Linked DNA regions of Homo sapiens: region 2 is linked to region 1. Evidence: chromatin loops called from intact Hi-C (ENCODE). Cell type or tissue: natural killer cell. All regions are shown on one strand. Region 1 holds the start of RNF168 (ring finger protein 168). Region 2 overlaps UBXN7 (UBX domain protein 7).

Evidence for each region. Peaks named below come from ENCODE experiments on the same cell type or tissue, not always from the same donor. Only the 100,000 strongest peaks of a DNase experiment are listed, where the experiment ranks them.
Region 2: it touches region 1 in a loop (14-fold over the local background); 2 of 110 quality-filtered maps call a loop at or near these places.

Annotation. Positions count from the first base shown.
Region 1 is chr3:196,498,900-196,506,899 of GRCh38, forward strand. It overlaps RNF168 (ring finger protein 168), which reads right to left and starts at 4,869. Exons shown (of 6, transcript NM_152617.4): 1 at 3,974-4,869. The coding sequence starts at 4,274. SMCO1 (single-pass membrane protein with coiled-coil domains 1) reads right to left here. Exons shown (of 3, transcript NM_001077657.3): 3 at 7,980-8,000. It overlaps LOC105374306 (a long non-coding RNA gene), which reads right to left and starts at 3,153. Exons shown (of 2, transcript XR_924896.3): 1 at 1,535-3,153. LOC105374307 (a long non-coding RNA gene) reads left to right here and starts at 6,453. Exons shown (of 3, transcript XR_924897.3): 1 at 6,453-7,312; 2 at 7,428-7,532; 3 at 7,903-7,993. RefSeq lists enhancers at 2,979-3,663, 3,664-4,347, 3,999-4,068, 4,109-4,198 and a silencer at 4,819-5,118. In natural killer cell, no CTCF peak of the experiment used is centred here; DNase peaks (open chromatin) are centred at 2,632, 3,282, 3,992, 4,912 and 2 weaker places; H3K4me3 peaks cover 3,859 bases; H3K27ac peaks cover 1,848 bases.
Region 2 is chr3:196,353,894-196,361,893 of GRCh38, forward strand. It overlaps UBXN7 (UBX domain protein 7), which reads right to left. Exons shown (of 11, transcript NM_015562.2): 10 at 7,951-8,000; 11 at 1-2,953. The coding sequence ends at 2,792. Among named protein-coding and RNA genes, the nearest start is that of TM4SF19-DYNLT2B, 19 kb to the left of the region's middle. In natural killer cell, no CTCF peak of the experiment used is centred here; a DNase peak (open chromatin) is centred at 4,218; H3K27ac peaks cover 878 bases.

The DNA of each region.
Region 1 (8,000 bases):
CAGGAGAATCACTTGAACCCAGGAGACGGAGGTTGCAGTGAGCCGAGATCCTGTCACTGCATTCCAGACTGGGTGACAGAACAAGACTGTCTCAAAAAAAAAAAAAGAATAAATCTTGAACCTTATGCTGAATAACCCCCCAAAAGATATGCTTAAGTCCTAACTCCCAGTAACTAAGAATGTGGTCTTAACTGGAAACAGGTTGTTACAGATATAATGGAGTTCATACAAAGAGTACAGAGCCTTTAATCCAATATAACTAGTGTCCTGGTAAAAAAAAAAGAGAGAGACACAGAGGAGACGGCCATGTAAAGACAGACACACCGGGAAACTCTACGTGCCAATGGAGGCAGAGACTGGAGTGACTCAGCTGCAAACCAGGAACACCATGGATTCCAGCCACACCAGAAGCTAAGGAGAAGGGCACGGAACAGATTCTCTCCCAGAGCCTTCAATGTACATGTCCCTGCTCCCTGCTAGCATCTTGGGTTTGGAGTTCTACTCTTCAGAACTGAGGGAGAATAAATTTCTGCTAAGTTCGTGGTACTTTGTTACAGTAGCCCTAGGAAATAAAAAGAATTCCATTTATATGAAGTTCCAGAACAGAAAAAACTCATCTATGGTGGATAAAAACTAAAACAGCCCGGACGCGGTGGCTCACGCTTGTAATCCCAGCACTTTTGGAGGCCAAGACAGGTGGATCACGAGGTCAAGAGATTGAGACCATCCTGACCAACACAGCAAAACCCCATCTCTACTAACAATACAAAAATTAGTTGGGTGTGGTGTCGCATGCCTGTAATCCCAGCTACTCAGGAGGCTGAGGCAGGAGAATGCCCACAACTCAAAAAAACAACCTGATTAAATGACAGGCAAAGTTGTGGCTTTTTCTGGGTTTTGGGAGAAAAACAGAAACAAAAAGAATGAATGAGCACAGGATTTGAATAGATATTTCATATTTTTCCGAAGATGATATACAAATGGCCAATAAATGCATGCAAAGATGCTCGCCATCCTTAGTCATTGGGGACATGCAAATAAAAACCACAATGGGATACCACCTCATACTCACCAGGATGGCTACTATCAAAACCCAGAAAATAGCAAGTGTTGGCGAGGGTGCAGAGAAACTGGACACCCACGCACTGTTGGTGGGAATGTAAAACGGTACAGTCACTGTGGAAAACAGTATGGCGGTTTCCAAAACCAATCACACATAGAATTACCATAGGATCTAGAAATTCCACTTCCAGGTATACACCCAAAAGAATAGAAAACAGGCCCCTGAACAGACATTTGTACACCCAAGTTCACACCAGCATTATTTCTAATAGCCGAGAAGTGGAAGCAAGCCAAGTGTCCACTGACAGAGGAACAGATTTCTTTTAATGTAGCATATACATACACTGGAACATTATTCAGCCTGGAAAAGAAGGGAATGCTGTCACATGCAGTATGGATGAACCTGGAAAACATTACGCTAGGTAAAACAGGCCAGACACAAAAGGACAAAACCTATGAAAATTCCACTTACAGGAGGTACCTAGAAGCAGTCGGGTTCACAGAAATGGAAAGGAGAACGGTGGTTGCCAGGGGATAGTAGGAGGGAGGAACGGTGAGCCTCAAGGGTGTGGAAATTCAGTTTGGGAGGATTAAAAAGTTCTGGAGATGGACGGTGGTGACGGATGCACAGCAGTGTGAACGGAGGCGATGCCACTGAACCATACAATTACAAACGGTTAAAATTTTCCTCCCTTCTTTCTAGTCAAAAACATTTTTAAGTGGTTAAAATGGTAATCTTGCTATATTTTACCACAATTTTTTTTTTTTGAAACGGAGTCTCGCTCTGTCTCCCAGGCTGGAGTGCGGTGGCGTGATCTCGGCTCACTGCAAGCTCCGCCTCCCGGGTTCACGCCATTCTCCGGCCTCAGCCTCCCGAGTAGCTGGGACTACAGGCGCGTGCCAACATGCCCGGCTAATTTTTTGTATTTTTAGTAGAGAGGGGGTTTCACCGTGTTAGCCAGGATGGTCTCGATCTCCTGACCTCGTGATCCGCCCGCCTCGGCCTCCCAAAGTGCTGGGATTACAGGCGTGAGCCGCCGCGCCCGGCCCCGCAATTTTTTGACACACAGAGTTAAGATACCAGTTCACATGTACTAGCATGGCACGGAAAATAACAAGTGTTGGTGAGGAAGTGAAGAAACTGGAAACTTCGTACTCTGCTAATGGAAATGTAAAATGGTACAGCCACTGTAGAAATCAATGTGGCAGTTCCTCAAAAAGCTAAACACAGAATTACCATAGGATCCAGCAATTCCACTCGTAGATATATAGACAAAAGAACTGAACACAGGTATTCAAACACATACTGGTACATAAATGTTCGTATCGCCAGTATTCAAATAACGAAAAGGTGAAAAAAACCAATGTCCAGCCAATGGATAAACAAAATGTAACAAGTATATCCGTAAAACAAATTATTATTCAGCCCGAAAAATGAAGTACTGATCCATGCCACACTGTACATGAACCTCAGAAACACGCTAAGTGAAATAAGCTAGACACACAAGATCCTATATTGCATGAGTCCCTTCTATGAAATACCTAGAATGGCCAGATTCATAGAGACAGAAAGTGGAATAGAAGGTGCCGAGGCTGGGGGGAAAGGTGAAATGGGGAGTCAGTGCCTCACGGTTAGAGTTTATCTGGGGTGATGAAAAGTTCTGGAAACAGTGGTGATGGTTACATTGTGAATGTAATTAATGCTATTGAATTGTACTTAAAAATGGTTAAAATGTCAGTTTGTTATATACATTTTGGACAATATTTTAAAAATAACGCAATATACCAAAAACCATTAAATTGCACACTTTTAAACATTTTACTGAATTTATGTTACCCAGACCGGCCTCAACTCCTGGGTTCAAGAGATCCTCCCACCTCCGCCTCCCAAAGCGCTGGGATTACAGCTGTGAGCCATCGCTCCCGGCCAACCGCACACTTTTAGTAGGTGAATTGTATGGTCTGCGAGCATTTGAATAAAGCTTTTTCTTTTAACTATTGTTTAAAAATGTTTAAAATGGCATTTTTTTACAATAAAATAAACGTATGTTTAAAAGGCAGGTACACATATAACTGTGACCAAAAAAAATTAGAAAAAAAAAAAAAAAAAAAAAAAAAAAGACCTGTCCACGAGAGAACGGAGACACCATATCCTAAGCCCAGACAGGAACCACCGCCCGGCTTATTGCTCACATTAGTGGAGGAAAGAGTCAAGGGTTCAGTTTGGGGCTCCTGAGTCTACCGGGTGCAGGGTTGAGTGATAAAAAAGCGACTTTAGCCTCGTCGCATGATTAGGAGAATCAAGAATTAAATGAATGGAGATGTATAGATAAGTAAATCAGAGGCCGGGCGCGGTGGCTCAAGCCTGTAATCCCAGCATTTTGGCAGGCCGAGGCGGGCGGATCCCTTGAGGTCAGGAGTTTGAGATCAGCCTGGCCAACATGGTGAAATCCCGTCTCTACTAAAAAACAGAAAAATTCCCCGGGCGTGATGGTGCACGCGTGTAACCCCAGCTACTCGGGAGGCTGAGGCAGGAGAATCGCTTGAAACCGGGAGGCGGAGGTTGCAGGGAGCCGAGATCGCGCCACTGCACTCCAGCCTGGAGGACGGAGCGAGATCCTGTCTCAAAAAAAAAAAAAAGAAGGCTCCAGACGGGCAATTCTTTAATTTTTAACACAACAAACACCCATCGAACACAGCGCGGGCATTTTGACAATGGACAAAATCTTGCCCTTGACTTTATAATCCATCGACATTTGGGGACCCATAAACCCCCTAACCTCTGAGAACTATTTAGACAAATACTAGTCGGGTTTTTTGGTTTGTTTTTACTTTTTAAATGGAAAAGTGATGATTCACCTTTTCAAAGACTTGCGGCTTTTGGCCAACAAACACGCCATGGTTTACTCACCCACTTCCTCTGATTCTTGGCCAGACGCTCTAAGCTTGCACTCCCTGGGATAGTGTTTTTGAATTATCGTCCACAGTTCCACGTTGACGAGAGAATTTCTTCGGGTATGGTACCGAGTCCACGACGATACCCGGCGGCGACAGAAGGGACAGCATAAACTCGCCTTTTCGACGGTCGACTGGAAGCACGGTTTACACAGCGTGTGGTTACACGGGAGGGTGACGGGCTCCACGAGGATTTCCATGCAGATCCCGCACTGGCACTCGGACAGCGAGGGGATGGCGTCTTTGGGTAGAGCCATTTCAATATGTTAGTAAAGCCGACTAAACAACGACACCTGCACGAAAAAGAATCCTATTTTCGGCCAACCACAGAGAGAGCAAAAGCAGTTTTGTGTTTCAGTATTATGCCCAGAAGCGTATCAGAATTCGGAGAACAGGAGCATCCAACACGTCTTGAAGCAAAAAGGCGCTCTCAGGGTCAGGCAAACAGGAATACCCCGGAGGGCGGCGTCTTTGTCCATTTTCAAGGCAAACGTCCCGCCAGCAAATAAATGCAGGTTTTCGTCGGAGGAGCCTGGCTGCTCCGCGGCATGAACACCGCGGCTGCGGCTCCCGGGGCAGCGAGGGGAACGCGCCAAGTCCTCTCCTCCCCTCACCCGGAAAGGATGCTCCGCTCAGCTCGGGGCAGCCGGGCCCCGGGACGCGGCTCCGGGAGGAAGCCCGGGCTCCGGCTGCAGCATAACTTCCGCTTTACCGCTGCTGCGGGGGAGACGCGCGACTCCCGTGTTCACCTTTCGGGCGCCTGGCGCAGTTTCCCAGAGCTCCGCGCCCCCGTCCCTCCTACGCAGCCAGAAACCCTATTCGTTGCGGCAGCGCAGCAGCCACCGGACAAGCGCTAGCAACGTCACAACCGCCCGCCAAAATCGCACTTCCCACCCAGAAAACTGCCCAAGGGCGAACGTTCCCGGGGCGGGACTTCCGGGGTCTGCGCGCCGCCCGCCCTCCCTCCCAGCCGGAGACGGTCCCGCCCTGGCGTCGCAGCCCCGCCTAGTGCAGCCTGGGTGGAGCCTGACCTTTCCCTGAGATTTCTGCGAGGCCTCAGACACCCCTGGTTTCTTGGTTTCTGGGTAGAAAAAGGGAAACCTCAAAACAAAATCAACAGCCAAACAAGGCCGGGTGCGGTGGCTCACGCCTGTAATCCCAGCACTTCGGGAGGCCGAGGCGGGCGGATCACCTGAGGTCAGGAGTTCAAGACCAGCCTGGCCAACATGGTGAAACCCCCGTCCTTACTAAAAATACAAAAATTAGCTGGGCATTGTGACAAGCTCCTGCAATTCCAGCTACTCAGGAGGCTGAGACAGGAGAATCGCTAAACCTGGGAGGCAGAGGCTGCAGTGAGCCGAGATTGTGCCACTGCACTCCAGCCTGGGGGACAGAGCAAAATTCCACCTCAAAAAATACAAATAAATAAATAGATAAAAGAATTGGGGTCTCACTGTTTTATCCAGGCTGGACTACAACTCCAGGGTTCCAGGGATTCTTTCGCCTCAGCCTCTGGAGTAGCTGGGTCTAGAGCTTGCAACTCCATAGCCAGCTCCGGACCTGCATTTTTTGAGGGAATCAATCAGTGTGAAGGAAGAGAAAAGAAAATCACTGTGCGTGAAAGCAGCCTTTAAGTTGTTTTGAGGCTGCTGAGAGCATTCAGGCTGGGTAGGGGATGGTTTCCAGGTTGAGAACAACGAGGAGACATCGGTCGTTGGTAGAAGTCTTTGGGAACTTTCATTTCAATGTGGGTTCAGAAACCTGTTATTGTCTGTGATAGCTCACACCTGTAGTCCCAGCACTTTGGAAGGCCAAGGCGGGAAGATCAGTGGAGCCCAGGAGTTCAGGTCCAGCCTGGGCAACATAGTGAGACCCTGTCTCTACAAAAAATAAAAAAATTAACTCGGTGTGCTGGCTCACACTTATACTCTCAGCTACTCTGGTGGCTGAGGTGGGAGGATCACTTGAGCCCAGGAGGTCAAGGCTGCAGTGAACAGTGATCGTACCACTGCACCCCAGCCTGGGTGACAGGGCAAGACCCTGTCTCAAAAAAAAGAAAAAAAAAAGAAACCTGGGACTGTCATCTGGTTGTCTACAGTAACAGTACCTTAGCTTGGAATTTCAGGCTTGTTTTTTGTTCGTTTGTTTGTTTTTTTGAGATGGCTCCTCATTCTGTTGCCCAGGTTGGAGTGCAGTGGTTTGATCTCAGCTTACTGCAACCTCCACCTCCTGGGTTCAAGCGATTCTCATGCCTCAGCCTCCCGAGTAGCTGCAATTACAGGCGCGTGCCTTGTAATACCACGTGCATTGTAATACCACGCCTGGCAAATTTTTGTATTCTTAGTAGAGATGGGGTTTCACCATGTTGGCCATGCTGGTCTCGAACTCCTGACCTCAGGTGATCCACCGGCCTTGGCCTTCCAAAGTGCTGGGATTACAGGCGTGAGCCACTGCACCTGGCCTTCAGGCTTCCTAATATGTCCACAACCTGCTTTTCCCATCGAATCTCCCATTATTCTTTTAAACATGCAACTATGATTTATTCTCTGTCATCCAAACGTTTTGCTTTCATGACATTGCTTTCTCGGTTCATCCTAAATGGGTTGCTTTGTGGCTGTGCCTACTTCAAACACCAATTTAATGCAGTTGGGCCAGGCACGGTGGCTCATGCCTGTAATCCCAGCACTTTGGGAGGCCAAGGAGGGCGGATCACAAGGTCAGGAGTTCGAGACCAGCCTGACCAACATGTTGAAACTCAGTCTCTACTAAAAATACAAAAATTAGCTGGGCATGGTGGCAGGTGCCTGTAATCCCAGCTAGTCGGGAGGCTGAGGCAGAAGAATTGCTTGAACCCGGGAGGCAGAGGTTGCAGTGAGGCCAGATTGCACCACTGCACTCCAGCCTGGGTTGACAGAGCAAGACTCCGTCTCGAAAAAAAAAAAAATTAATTCACTTCTTCCAGAGTGCACTTTTATGTGCAATTTAATGCACTCCCCACCACCAGTAATGCCCCTTTTCTAAACTCACCCAGTCATATATTGCCCAGTGATACTGATTTTTATTGCAGTTTTACTATTGAACTCCTGTATTTTGATTTCTATCTTCAGGTGCTTATGTCTTGTGTAATGGATATATTTCATGTACTTCCTCAGATTTCCTTCACTTTGTTTGCTTTCTGTACCCATAATCACTTGCTCTTTTTGGGGCTCACCAGTTGCATTTCCGGAATCTCTGGCTTCTCCTGCCACTTCTGAACAATGCAGGAGCTGACTTCTCAGAGGCTGCTAGGGCCTCGGTAATGCATGCTGGGAGGGTGGGGGGGTCACTCCCCATGGAGTAACTTTCACCAATTGAAACCAGTGGACTGACCGAGCACAATACTTAAATTCCCTTTTCTTCTTCCTTCCAAGGATGGTTTCTCCAGTGTGTCTGGAGACAGGCAAGACTGAGGGAGTGTGCCTGCTGAAAAAGCTGCTGTGTCTCTTGTGGCTCATTTTCAAGGAGGGGACAGCAAGGTAACACATCACCATGTATTACTTCACATCCTTCTCTACCTAACTTCCTTCCAGCTTTCTTCACTCTGGCTGTCCTGAATTTGTACCTCCCAAATAAAGCATCGGCACTTAATCTTTACCTCGAGGGCAGGATCCACATTTTTAATGTTTCTGTTATCCACAGTACCTAGTACATGGCATTTGGTATTCGATAAATATTATAAATAAATGGTCAAGATGTAAGAATCTCCTTTCTGGTATAAATAACTATGGTACTTCATTAGAGAACAAATACACATTAAGATACAATTTATAGGATCTCATGATGTATATTTTAGGTGTTTTTGTTTTAATTTATGAAAATAGAGATGAGGTCTCACTATTGTTACAGCTCTTACTCCCGAATTTGATGAGTTCTGAGTTGTTGTCCCATGACTGAGAAGAATGAGGTACACGGACACTGGAGAGTGAGTAAGGCAAAGTAGAATT
Region 2 (8,000 bases), 150 kb before region 1:
CAAGCTGTGTCCAACACCCACAAGGAATGACTATTTTTAACTAATCTTACTGACCTCATTTAATCTATTCAATAAAACCTCTGCCCTAAGGAGCAAAGAAACTTGCAGAGGAAGTAAGGCAAACTGGAAGAAGCATACTGTCAGCGGATTAAATTCTTGAGCAAGGCAATACTCCTTATGGATTCTTCCCATGTACAATCCGTAACTCTTCCCATGGGCCTTTATATCAACCCTAAGATAATTACACTCCTGCCTCAAAATAAAATAAAATAAAACCCACCACATCTTGTATTGTAGACATCCCAGCTGCATGTTAAGCTGAGTGAAAGTACCATGCTGTCTTTTAAATCACTTTATATCTACTTAATCATCCCACAGTAACCCGAGTTGAAGAAGTTACTTTGGTTTCTCATAAATGAATATGCACGTGCTGAACATATCGGAAAGAACCACACCCTCTCACTGATGAACACGTTGGCAGTTCTCCCAACTGTTTTATCAAGAGAAGCTAGAAGGTAAAGAAAAGGAAACAGAGCCCTATAGGAAAAATGATTGACTTCACACGTTTGAGCGATTTGGGCTTCAGCTATGACTTTGCTGGAGTACAGATGGGTGCCATCAGAGCACAAAGCTGAGCAAACCTCTCTTCTTACCCTGTGCCCTCCCTGAATTTTTGGATTTCTGAGCTTGTCTACTACCAACAAATGTTTTACCCTCCAGTGCACCTTTGACAGTATACAGCTCTATTTTTCAAACGGCAAGTATGTTATCCAAGTTCAGAGATGCAACTGAGGAATTAACATGAAAACCATCTTTCACTCAATAAATCAGAAGCTGCTAGTTAAGTAAGCCTCAAGAACCTAAGAAAAAACACCAAAGTGTAAGTATTACTCAGTCACCAATCTAAAGACAGAACTTTGACTCAAGGTAGAAATGAAACCGTAATTATATAAATATATTTATAAATATTTATACAATTATATACTTATACATAAGCACTTACACAGACTTAGAAAAAAATTTAAGAACATTAATTCAAAAGGACTCACTGAAGAATAAACAGATTTTTCCATGATTTCCTTGAGGAGATATAAAACTCATTCTTTAGGGAGAGTTCCTCAAAATTCAACCATTAGAAACCATATCCTATAACTGTGTACTAGCAACACATGGCATCTTTTTTTCTTCTTTTCCCAAATCCCCTAATTGCCAAGAGAGCAATCTTAAAGTAGATGAAAACCTAAAGGTCTCTACGCAACATCTGAGGAACATACGCTCCTCAGATAAAAGAATCAATCTAAATCCTCAACTGACAAAAAGGTCCATTTAATATTTTTCATTTTACAAGTTAAAAGTTCTAGTTTTGCCACCAGAATCACGACTACCCCCCCTTCAGAGGACTCCATTTAAGCTCAAAATACGAAATGAGCATAGGGTGAAGTTGATGTGTAAATGGTATTCTACAGATTCAAGATGGCCTCTTCTAAAAACACTGAAGAAAGCTTTCACCAACTCTAATTTGATTTTGGGTTTTGTTGGCAGAAAAAGCCCAAGACATCTGAAAATTACTAGTAACCTCCGCCATCCTCCTTACTAAATGTTGTCTTCTGAATGGAGTTGAAAGGTCTTCCCCTTAGAGAGGCTTTCCGTTTTGATACCTTTTGAAAGAAAACAGCATGCGGACTCATGTTCAATTCAGTCACCAGAGCCTTTTAGAGACTATTCCAACCAGGGGCAAAAAATGAACCATTATTTCTAACCAAAAGAACATGGTTAGCAACTCTCAGCTGAATGGTTTTCTTTTTCCCCAGGGACATACCTAAGTATGCCTGAAACAACACAGGACAATCAATAACCATAGTGGTTACAATTCCAAGCCATTGTACTACATGATTATTGACCAGCTGCCTTCCTACAGATCACTGCAGACTCAGACAATGGAGGGCTCCAAAGGAACTAATATGCTGTGCTGGCAAAAATAGCAAGCACCTTCCTATCCCAGTCACCACGATAGGTTCACTTCATGTCCATTCTTGGACTAGCAGGATCAATACAGAGTAATAAGGAAAACTGTCTCAGGTTAGGACAATGAAAGTCACCCCATGCTATATGCTCCATATTTAACACTCATTCTGCCAATAACACATGTCATGGAAATAGTCCTTATAGCTGGGAACATGAAAATCCTTTGAAAAAGGTTTTTAAGTATGATGAGCAATCATTACAAGGGATGCTTTTTCCACGTAAACAAAAGCCTGGATATTTTGTTAAGCGACATTTCCACATGAAGAACACAACAAAACCAAACCCATGTTAGAGAATTTCTTCTCCCTGCTAAACACGGGGACTTACAAAAAAGGGAGGGTTGTTCTTACTCTGAATCTAGCCATTCCTTTGCCCGAAGAGTCTGGGGAGTAACGTTAACATTTGATCCCAAAAAAGTGCCGTGCAAGAGACCACTTACTGGAACACACAATTCCTGCTGCTAGTACTAGGAGAGGTCTTATCCTTACACTTCAGTTTGGTCACCAGATTAGGTAAGAAAGAAAAGTGTGGGGGGAGGGGGAGGCAGAAGGGTACGGAGTGGGGAGCGAGAAAACAGAAGAGGAGAAAGAAACAAAGGGGGAGAAAGAGACTGATTATAGGAGAGATCAAGAAATAAGAGAAGGAAGGTGACTTGCTTGCCCAACTTTGGCTCTGTGGTCCTATGAGCCAAAATGCATACTTAGTGACATGTATCTCACAGGAAAAGGGAAAAAAGGGGTAAGCTGAGAGAGGTCAAGCCATGGTGTTAATTTCTTTCCTGTACAAAGACAGTCTCTTGAGGACAAAGGCCTGCCTCTTGCAATGTAATATCATAGTCCAGATGAGATAATTTCCTTCGAGGAAAGTTGGTGAGAAGTTCAAAACGTTCATTTGGGTATCCTTTAGACTGCACGTGCTTCACCAAAGCCTATAAAAACAAGAGAAAGACAAAGCCATTAGACGGAAAAAGAGGAAAGAGCATATTAGTGAATTAAATAGAAAACATTCTCTTTTTAATCATATTAGATCAGCTATTAAATGTAAGTTCTTCTTTCATATAACCAAAGCTTGCCCTTGGGGAAGGGCCAATATAAACCTTTGGACGGGGAGATAAATCTGACCCCAATTACTTACAGCCATTAAGTGATACTGAAATACACAGTTATTATTTGGCTCCCCAATAAATATACCCAGTCACTATTCATAAAATTAAATTATTGTTCTCATTTTAAAACATTTTATCCGTTTTCCTTTCTCCCTTTTATCAAGGAAGATATGTCCTTCATTCTGCCTACACCCAATCTTGCCACCTGTGCACTGAATCTCTTCTTGCCTTCTCAGAAACTGGACCATTCCCATCTTTTGCAGGTTTCTTCAACATCTCCCTCTCTGCTTCCCATCAAACTTCAACACTGCTTGCATTTCAGTAACACAGTCTTCAAGAATCAGCCTAATTATCTCCAGCCACAGCAAACGGCCAGCAATGCCTGACGCAAGGGATTCATTCACAGGCTAAGCTAAGCTAAGCTAGTCAGACTCAAGATTCTGTTTCCAGCAGTTAAAAACAGAGGGTGTCGGGGCACGGTTGCTCACACCTGTAATCCCTGCACTTTGGGAGGCCAAGGAGGGGGACAGCTTGAGCACAGGAGTTGGAGACCAGCTGGGGCAACATGGCAAAATCCCATCTCATCAAAAAATATGGGCCAGGCATGGTGGCTCACCTGAGGTCAGAAGTTCGAGACCAGTCTGGCCAACATGGTGAAATCCCGTCTCTACTAAAAATACAAAAAAATTAGCTGGGCATGGTGGTGCGCACCTGTAATCCCAACTACTTGGGAGGCTGAGGCAGAATTGCTTGAACCTGGGAGGCTGAGGTTGCAGTGAGCCAAGATCATGCCACCCGCACTCCAGCCTGGGTAACAGAGCCAATCTTCATCTCAAAAAAAGTAAAAATAAAAATAAAAACTAGCCGGGCATGGTGGTGTGTGCCTGTAGTCCCAGCTACCGGGAAGGTCAAGGTGGGAGGAGAATGGCTTAAGCCTGGCAGGCAGAGGTTGCAGTGAGCCAAGGTCGTGCCCCACAGCACTCCAGCCTGGGCAGAGCCAGATCGTGTCTACAAGAAAAGGAAGAAAAAAACAAAAACAACACAAACCAAAAACCACAGAAAGCTCATCAGCTGTGTTAGATGAAAATGCCCGCAGCGTCACCATGATGAACCACGTGCGAGCTGAGGAATAAACAAAAGCCACCAGTATGCAGAGAATGGTGTGAAGCAGAGAATCCCAAGAGAAAACCTACAGGCCCCAGAAGAGAAACATAGAGAAAAACAGACACAGTTCTTAAACACTTTGCAGTTCCAGCTGCTGGAAAACCACTATCCTCTTCAAATAACCCCAGTCGTCCTTTTCCAGAAGTAGTCATTTCAGTTGGGTTTCTATTCCATGCAGGCATGAAACAGAAAAATCTTCACTGGAACATACCTTACGTGGCTTACCTAATTTAATCTGGGAAGGAAATAAACTAATTAGAATTAAGATTCACAACCGGGTGCTCCCACCTGTAATCCCTGCACTTTGGGAGGCTGGGGAAGGAGGATGACTTGAGCTCAGGAGTTCAAGACCAGCCTGGGTAACATAGTGAGAACCCTTCTCTACAAAAAAGAATTTTAAAAAATTAGCTGGGTGTGGTGGCACACACCTGTAGTCCCAGCTACCTGGGAGGTTGAGGTGGGAGGCTCGCTTGAGCCCAGGAGGCAGAGGTTGCAGTGAGCTGAGATTGGGCCACTGCACTCCAGCCTGAGCGACAGAGCGACCCTGTCTCAAAACAACCAACCAACCAACAACAACAAGATGACTCACCACAGTTTGCAGTTAGAGATCAGACTAAACATCTAACACCTCTTTCTTTTTTTTTTTTTTTTTAAACAGAGACAGGGTCTCGCTTTGTTGCCCAGGCTGGTCTCAAACTCCTGGACTCAAGTGATCCTCCCACCTTGGCCTCCCAAAGTGCTGGGATTACAGGAGTGAGCCACTGCACCTGGCCTCCCACACCTATTTCAAAGAATTATCAAGCAAAGCTCACTGAACTTACTCCAATGAATTAGCTTCTCTGCTTCGAGAAAATGCTTCCAACGCCCTGTTTCATTGTGCTTCAAGTTACTGAAGGTCTGCGGCAACCTTGTGTCAAGTGCCTCTATTGGCTCCATTTTTCAAACAGCATGTGCTCACTGCCTGTCTCTGTGTCACCTTTTGGTAATGCTTGCAGTTCATTATTTTATCTATTATAATGAACTGTGAGCAGTTACCTTTGATGTTACTATTCTGCTTTTGGGCACCACAAACCACGCCCACACAAGACCGCAAACTTAATAAAGAAGTATGTTCTGACTGCTCCACCTAATGGGAGTTTTCCCATCTCTCTCCCTCTATTCAGGCCTCCTTATTCCCGGAGACATGACAGTATTGAAAGTAGGCCAATTAATAACCTACCAGTGTAGGCCTCTAAGTACCCAAGTGAAAGGAAGTGTCCATCCTCAAAATCAATCAATTGCTAAAAATGATGAAGCTTAGTGAGAAAGGCACGTGGAAAGCTGAGACAGACACAAAGCTAGGCCTCTGGCACCAAACAGCCAAGCTGTGAATGCAAGGAAAAGTTCTGGAAGGAAATTAAAAGTGCTACTCCAGTGAACACACAAATGATAACAAAGCAAAACAGGCCGGGAGCAGTGGCTCACACCTGCACTTTCAGAGGCTGAGGTGGGTGGATCACCTGAGGTCAGGAGTTCGAGACCAGCCTGGCCAACATGGTGAAACCCCATCTCCACTAAAAATACAAAAGTTAGCTGGGCGTGGTGGTGGGCGCCTGTAATCCCAGCTACTCGGGAGGCTGAGGCAAGGAGAACTGCTTGAACCCGGGAGGCGGAGGTTGCAGTGAGCTGAGATCGCACCATTGTACTCTAGCCTGGGTGACAGAGCAAGACTCTGTCTCAAAAAAAAAAAAAGGAAAGAAAGCAAAACAGCCTTACTGCTGTGCTGCTGAAAAGGAGAAAGTTTTAGTGGTCTGTACAGAAAAATCAAACCAGTCACACATTCCCTTAAGCCAAAGCCTAATCCAAAACAAGGTTCTAACTCTTTTCAATCCTATGAAGGCTAAGGGAGTTAAGGAAGCTACGAAAGAAAAGCTGGAAGCTAGCAGAGGTTGGTTCATGAGGTTGAAGGAAAGAAGCCATCTCCATAACATCAAAGTGCAAGGTGAAGCAGCAAGTGCTGATGCAGAAGGTGCAGAAACTTATCTAGAAGATGTAGTGAAGACAGTTCACGAAGGTAACAACACTAAATAACAGATTTAAGTTTGACAAAACAGCCTTCTATTGGAAGAAGATGCCATCAAGGACTTTCACAGCTAGAGAGAAGTCAGTGGCTGCACTCAAAGGTTCAAAAAGGCTGACTTTCTTGTTAGGGGGTAATGCAGCTGGTGACTTCCAGTTGAAGCCAATGCTCATTTAACATTCCAAAATCCCAGGTCCCTTAAAAATTATGTTAAATCTACTCTGTCTGTGTTCTGTAACTGCAACAACAAAACCTGGAAAGACAGCACATCAATTTACAGCATAACTTACTAAATATTTTAAGCCCACTGTTCAGACCTACTGCTCAGAAAAAAGATTCAACATATTACTGCTCATTGACAACGCACCTAGTCACGTAAGAGCTCTGACGAAAATGCAAATAAAAATGAATGCTGTTTCCAGTCTGCTAACCCAACATCCATTCTGCAGCCCATGGATCAAGGAGTCATTTCAACTTTTAAATCTTATTTAAGAAACACATTTTGGCCAGGCACGGAGCCAAATCTCAACACTTTGGGAGGCTGCGGTGAGAGGATTACTTGAGTCCAAGAGTTTGAGACAAGACCTGGCAACACAGCAAGAAACCATCTCTAAAAAAAAGAAAATTAATTGGGTGTGGTGATCTACTCAGGAGGGTGAGGCAGGAGGATCACTTGAGCCGGGGCGGGGAGTCAAGGTTACAGTGAGCTATGACCACTGCACACCAGCCTGGGCATAAATACAGATTCCTTTGATGAATCTGGGCAAAGTAAACTGAAAATCTTCTGGAAAGGATTCAGCAGTCTAAATACCATTAAGAACATTCACAACTCATAGGAAGTCAAAATATCAACATGAACAGGGCTTTGGAAGAGGTTGATTCCAACCCTCATGGATGACTTTGAGGGGTTTAAGAATTCACTGGAGGAAGTCACTGCAAGTGGGGTAAAAACTGCAAGAGAACTAGAATTAGAAGTGGAGGATGGCGATATGACTGAATTGCTGCAATCTCATGATCAAACATTAAAGGGAGGGGGGTTGCTTCTTATGGATGAGCAAAGAAAGTGATTTCTGGAGATGGAATCTACTTCTGCTGAAGATGCTTTTAACACTGTTGAAATGACAACAAAGGATTTAGAATATTGCATAAACTTGGTGGATAAAATTGCGGCAAATTCTGAGAAGACTGACTCCAGTTTTGAAAGAAGTTCTACTGTGGGTAAAATACTATCAAACGGCAGCACATGCTACAGAGAAATTTTTTGTCGAAGGAAGCAACTGATGCAGCAACTTCACTGCTGTCACATTTTCAGAAACTGCCACAGTACCCATCACCCCAATCAGTCAGTAGCCATCAATATCAAGACCCTCCACCAACAAAAAGATGACTCACTGAAGATTCAGGGGATCATTAGCACTTTTTAGCAAAAGCTTTTTTTAATTAAGTTATGTGCTTTTTTTTAGACATAAAGCTACTGCACACTTAATAGACTATGGAATAATGTAAACATAACTTTTATATGCACCAGGAAACCAAACAATTTGGGACTCGTCTTATTGCAGTGGTCGGAACTGAACCAAAGCAAGCCTGTACTTACTAGCAGTTTAGCTTGCTCTGGAAGAGTGATCTGTTCCCTTTTTCCATCTG